Linked DNA regions of Homo sapiens: region 2 is linked to region 1. A link is a contact called in ENCODE Hi-C or POLR2A ChIA-PET data. All regions are on one chromosome and are shown on one strand. Each heading gives the region's core, a stretch centred on a gene start or an enhancer-like site at or near the end of the contact. The rest is flanking DNA. Distances are from core to core; before and after follow the strand shown. Region 1 overlaps ST3GAL3 (ST3 beta-galactoside alpha-2,3-sialyltransferase 3). Region 2 overlaps ST3GAL3 (ST3 beta-galactoside alpha-2,3-sialyltransferase 3).

Region 1 (3,064 bases), core at 480-2,979:
AAAAGAAACTATCAACAGAGTACACAGACAGCCTACAGAATGGGAGAAATACTCCTAAAATACCTTATGTCTAGTGATATTCCAAAAGCCTGGAAATAGACATTTTAGATTTTTTTTCTTCACTGTATTTGTTTAATTATGTCTTTCTGGAATAGAGTGGCTTATATTTTCTTTTAGAATTCCCTGCTGCTTGTATCTACATGACAAAATCACTTGTTAGTGCTGAGAACATTATTCAGAATACTGATGTGCAAAACCTTGTCTTTTTACTACAAGATCTGTTGTTGAAGAAGGCAGAACTTTTTGTTGGTTAAAAATGTGAGCTATGGAGTCAGACATGGATTTTTGAGGCCCAGTTCCACATCTTACTAGCTCTAATCTGGAGTGAGTTATTAAACTACTAAGTCTCAGTTAAAGTGGTGACAATAGTAATACCAAGGATGAGAGTTAGCCCTTATCAGTGTCTGGTAAACTAGCAGGGATATAGCCCAAAAATGAGACCCGGACTTCAGCTTGCCTCCTGCTCCATACCCCAGATTTCATTTCTTTACTCTTTCATTTAGCAGATGTTTCTTGAGCACCAGCTATGTGTTTTCTAGTTGGAATAAACGGAAAATTCTAAGACATAGACACAGCCTTATAAGCTTGATTGGAAAGGCTATCCTGCGAGCTGAAGTCTTAGTGAATGGGGAGGAAGCGAATGAGAACAGGAAGGGAGGGTAAAGGGTAGTATTGCTGGATAGCATGAGCAACAGACAAGTTTTTGGTTGTTTGTTTTTTTATAATAAGCATGACATATTGGTGATTTGGAAGCATTAATGGAGTACAAAAAGGATAACCAGGGATCCCAAGGTCCATGAAGTATAGATGAAAGAGCAGCCTCCTTTGCAGAGGGCTGTAAAAATGGCGTTTTCCCGAGAGACCCAGGTTTCTATGAAAGCAAAAATGGAAGGAACATTCACCGAAGAGTTTGAGGATATAAAGGAACACAGTTTTATGCCACATAATTGAAAGTTAGAATGTGGACCGTGCCAGGGGAGAAGTAGGAAATTGGACCAAGAAGAAGCAGAGAGCAGTGACTTGAGGATAAGAAAACTGAGAAGAATATGGTTTGGAGAGAAACAGGAATAACTAGAATGTGAGACTGGTGAGTTGGTGACATTGCCAGCCTTGTGGTTGCCTGAGAATTGACCCCGTCTTCCCCAGGGGTTGGGCACTCAGGCTGCTACGTGCAGGCAGCCACAACCTGATTTAAGGATACCTCCAAGGAGGCACATCTGCTCTCTGAAAGGGGTCTACTGTGGTCTGGCTCAAAGTTGAGGGCCTCGAAAAGTCTCAGGGGTAAAGGCTCTTGCCCCGACAACAAAGTGGATACTCCCTCATTCAGTTAACAGATTTGTTGAGCAACTAATATGTATCAGGCAATATTCTGTGGTCTGAGGATATACCAGTGAACAAGACAATCAATAAACAAAAATTATTATAAATAAAGTTTTTAGGATTTTGGAAGGTGATAAGTGCTGTGAAAGAAAATAGAGCAAGACAAGGGAATGCTGTTGAAGAGATTGCAAGTTGCAATGGGACAGTCAAAGTAGAATTCATTGAGAAGGTGACATTTGAGGAAAGAGTCAAAGGAAGAGAGGCAGAGCATTCCAGGAAGAACCCTAAGGAAATCTCAGTCTCCATTATAAGGAATATGACACAACGAGCCAGGAATGTGCCCATTAGTCCAGGAGAGAGATGAGTCATCTGGATTCCTTGAAGGAGCCAGATCCTGGTGTCCAAGTGTGACTTTCCTGAGCCGACGTGGGCCTTCTGGGAGCAGATTTAATTAAATGGAAGTTTCATCTATTTCTGCTGGGTGTGGGCAGGTGCTCTGTGCTCTGGGAAAGCTCCTGTCTGCTGCCACAGTGTGGTGTTTTACAGTTGCCATGTGGGCAAGAGCATGGGGACTTTAATGCTCAGTCTAATTTCATAAGGAATTCCATGTGAAGACACAAAAATATGAAAATGAAAGCAAACAACTCTTAACCCCCAGAGCCTTGTGAAAAACCAGGTCATTTGTAATAGTGTATAAACATGGAGCAGTCTAAATATAGCCTGAGGTGAGTTTAACACTTCTAAAACAGCCTGTCAAGTTCCCTAGGGCTGCAAGGGGAAAGCATTTATTGAGCACCTACTATATGCCCAGTGGTGCACTAGGTACTTTCTATGTTACCTGTTCCCACAACATTTGCTTAGATAATCTAATCCGGTATCATGGCTTTAAATATCATCTATATGCTGATGACTCCTATATTTATATCAAGCCCAGTTCTCTTTCCCCACACTCCAGACTCATTTACCCAATTGCTTCCTTCATTTGGATATGTATTAGGCATCTCACACTTAACATGTCCAGAACCAAACTCCAGATTCACACCCCTGCCTCCCAGAATCTTTTCTACCCCAGGAAATGGCAGCTAACTACATCCTTCCAATTGCTCACATCAAATACTGTAGCATCATTTCTTTGACACTCAAATCTGATATCAGCAAACCTTATTAGCTTTACCTTAATATCCTCAGATCCAGCCACTTCTCACTACCTCTGTATCATCACTCTGTCCAAACCACCATCTCTCACCTAATTTTTGCACTCCTAACTAGTCTTCCAGATTTTATGCTTGCTTCTCTGTGGTCTATTTCCACACTGAAGCCAAAGTGATCCCATTAAAATACAAGATAGATCTTGTTACTCCTGTGATCAGAACTCCCCAATGGCTCCCCATTTCTTGTAGAATGAGAGCCAGAACCTTTATAGTGCTCATCAAGGCCCTACATGGTCCACACCTTCGTTTCTTGTTGCTCTCCTTCTTGTTTATTGTTTTATCCTGCGCTCCTTGCTGTGATTCGGATATTCCAGACCTGTTCCCGCCTCAGACTCTTGGCATTTGCTCATTCCCTTGTCTGGAACACTCTTCCCCAGATACCTGAAGAGATTGCGCACTCTCTTGCCTTTTTAGAACATAGTTCAAATGTCACCTTCTTAATAAAGTCTCCTTTGCCCATCCCATTTAAAATC
Region 2 (2,823 bases), core at 286-2,785, 36 kb after region 1:
GGATTTTTTTTTTTTAGATCTCCTTCTCAGATGATTAGGGACCCACACTTGCTTGCAAAGGTGAATCCTGCAGACCTAGCTGGTTATAAATCCATCAGCTGTAGGAGAAGTTCTAGGCCTCAACCTGCTAACTGTTTCTGATGGTGTCAGAGTACATTGTTTCTCCTACCCCAGGACAGGACCTGAGGAGCTACATCTTATCCCTTTCTAACTTCTACTGGAAGGTGAATGACAGGCAAAGCCTTGGTAGAATGTCCCAGACAGGCAAAAGGCAGTTTGGAACCTGTTGTGTGCTATAGAATCAAAAGTGATATGAACTGGTCTGCCACAAGATTTTTGAGATACTGGAAATAAGGTTTTTGAAAACATTTATGGCAATTAGAGTAAGTTTATGTTGCTGAATCTAATAAATAAAAAATAGGCCTGGCACAGTGGCATGCACCTGTGGTCTCAGCTATTTGTTACCAAAAAAAACCCAAAAAAACCAAACTTTTAAAAATGGAGCTTATATTTTATATGTGTATTTCCCTCCTTCCTTCCTTCCTTCCTTCCTTCCTTCCCTCTTCCTTCCTTCCTTCCTTCCCTCCTCCTTCCCTCCCTCCCTCCCTTCCTTCCTTTCCTTCCTTCTTTCTTTCCTTCCTCCCTCCCTTCCTTCCTTCCTTCCTTCCTTCCTTCCTTCCTTCCTTCCTTCCTTCCTCGGAGTCTTGCTCTGTCGCCCAGGCTGGAGTGCAATGGTGTGATTTTGGCTCACTGCAACCTCCACCTCCCAGGTTTAAGAGATTCTCCTGTCTCAGCCTCCCAAGTAGCTAGGATTACAGGTGCCCGCCACTATGTCCAGCTAATTTTTGTATCTTTAGTAGAAGCGGGGTTTCACCATGATGGCCAGGCTGGTCTCGAACTCCTGACCTCAGGTGATCCACCTGCCTCAGCCTCCCAAAGTGCTGGGATTACAGGCGTGAGCCACCACGCCTGGCCTTATTTAACTTTTCTAGTGATTCATTTTTATTCTATTTTATAAAATCATCATTCTGTGACAAAATAGAAATTTAAAAAGCAAAACCAACCGATCCCTCTTCACAGATGGTTTGAGAAGTGTCGGACTACAGTGGAAAGAACAGGTTTTTGAAGTGAATAGGGCTGGGTTGCTCAACCTTTCTGAGCCTCACCTTCCTCATCTGTACCTATCTTCCCCAGAGCTAAGAGAAATGGTGCATGGAGACAAAAACATATCCAGGCATATGTGCTCCGCCAGAGGTGAAGACAGAGGATTGTGGGGACACAGAGAAGGCCCTTCAGCTGGAGGAGTGATGAGAGATTGACTGGGGAGACGTCCTGGTGAAGTCTGATGCCTGAACTATGCTGGGAAAGGTGGGGCTTCGGCAGCAAGACCAGACACACTGGTGGGGGCAGCTTCCTCCTTTGCAGACCAGTTCCAGGCTCCAGCCTAGGAGCAGGAACTGTAGGGATGCTTAGAAGCACAGTCCCTGGTGAGAGCAGGCAGGCTGGCTGCATTCCTGTGGTATTTGAGGATTGATCTTGTCAGATTAGCAGCTTTGCTTTTTTTGGTTCAGGTACAAGATCCCCACGTGGGGAGTTCTTGCTGCTTGTGAAGAGCAAAAGCTGGTGAAAGCACAGAACATGATCCTGGCCCTCCTCCTGAGCTGTGTGAGGCTCCCAGCCAGGAGCAAGCAGCCCTGTGAGTTCCTCAGTGAGAGGGAGGGCCCAGGTCTGAGCTCCACCCACACAAGTCCCAGCGATGAGGCAGCAGCTCAGCAGAGAGCAAGATGCTGGCACCTTCAGGACTGTGTCCTGCTTTCCCTACTCTGTCTGCACCTGGGGAGACAGGTCACTCTCTGACTGGTCTCCCCAAATAAATAGCCAGAGCTAGAGGGGAGAAGGAGGGCTGAAGCCTTGCCTCCCCACTGTGGAGGCAGGACATGAGTCTATGCCTGCCTGCCATGATGAGGGCCCTTGGCTCTGCCTTCTGCCCTGATGCAGGCAAAGAGTCCAGATCCAGGCAAATGAAGTGTCAGAGGGAAGCCACGGCCCTACTCAGGGAGCCTGAGTTCAGTGAATCTCTCAGGAGAGAGGTCTGGGCTGGAAGAAAACAAATTGCACGTAGGTCCATACACAGCCCCCAGAGTGTGGATGAGATTGTCCAGGGTGATGTGGCGAGTATTGGGCCACGTGGCCTCTGTTCTCAGGAGTTCCTGGTCAGGGAAACACACACCTGACAGTTGGCAGCATCACGAAAAAAGGCCTGTTGACAGCTGGCCCTGTGACATCTTTGTGGCCCTTGTGTTGGGATAGACCCATCCTCTCTCCCTCGGTTTCAAGGGCTTAGTATGCGGAAGTTTCCTACACTGGACAACTTCCGAACATAGTTTGAAAACAGAAGATTGGGGCTGGGCACGGTGGCGACCAGCCTGACCGACATGGAGAAACCCCATCTCTACCAAAAATACAAAATTAGCCTGGTGTGGTGGTGCATGCCTGTAATCCCAGCTACTCAGGAGGCTGAGGCAGGAGAATCGCTTGAACCTGGGAGGCGAAGGTTGCAGTGAGCCGAGATCACGCCATTGCACTCCAGCCTGGGCGACAGAGTGAGACTCCATCTCAAAAAAAAAAGAAAAAAAACCAGATGATTGGAAAAACAAAATGACACCTTTGGCTTTGCTGCTCAGCCCCTTCAGATAGTGTGTCTGGGCCACAGGCCAATTGCCAGTTGCGGAACTTGCTCTAAGAAGCAAATGCCCAAATGGAGCAAGTCCTCCAAATGGGGCAAGGCATGTGCTTGAGGCCTGAGCTCAGAAACCAGCTCTG

What was found. Hi-C counts contacts between places; a loop is a spot of excess contacts on that map. ChIA-PET counts read pairs that join two places held with the same protein, here RNA polymerase II (POLR2A). Pooled maps may share reads with other maps.
Region 2: a map of PC-9 shows a loop between it and region 1 (5-fold over the local background). The contact joins two enhancer-like sites. A Hi-C loop is called at or near these places in 6 of 168 maps with a recorded cell type or tissue (CD14-positive monocyte, PC-9, Right ventricle myocardium inferior and 3 more), 1 of 37 single-sample maps with no recorded cell type and 13 of 50 pooled maps. POLR2A ChIA-PET finds 5 or more read pairs at or near these places in 9 of 52 experiments (BJ, GM12878, HEK293 and 6 more).

Annotation. Positions count from the first base shown.
Region 1 is chr1:43,820,487-43,823,550 of GRCh38, forward strand. All of the region lies in intron 4 of ST3GAL3 (ST3 beta-galactoside alpha-2,3-sialyltransferase 3), which reads left to right. Among named protein-coding and RNA genes, the nearest start is that of MIR6079, 17 kb to the right of the region's middle. RefSeq lists an enhancer at 885-2,084. Within about 2 kb of position 1,730, at least 11 of the 41 ENCODE cell types and tissues checked have a DNase peak (open chromatin) inside an H3K27ac peak, as active enhancers do; they include PC-9, where a contact is called at or near this core.
Region 2 is chr1:43,856,941-43,859,763 of GRCh38, forward strand. The region is part of intron 5 of ST3GAL3 (ST3 beta-galactoside alpha-2,3-sialyltransferase 3); the gene reads left to right. Among named protein-coding and RNA genes, the nearest start is that of MIR6079, 20 kb to the left of the region's middle. RefSeq lists an enhancer at 1,180-1,798. Within about 2 kb of position 1,536, at least 9 of the 41 ENCODE cell types and tissues checked have a DNase peak (open chromatin) inside an H3K27ac peak, as active enhancers do; they include PC-9, where a contact is called at or near this core.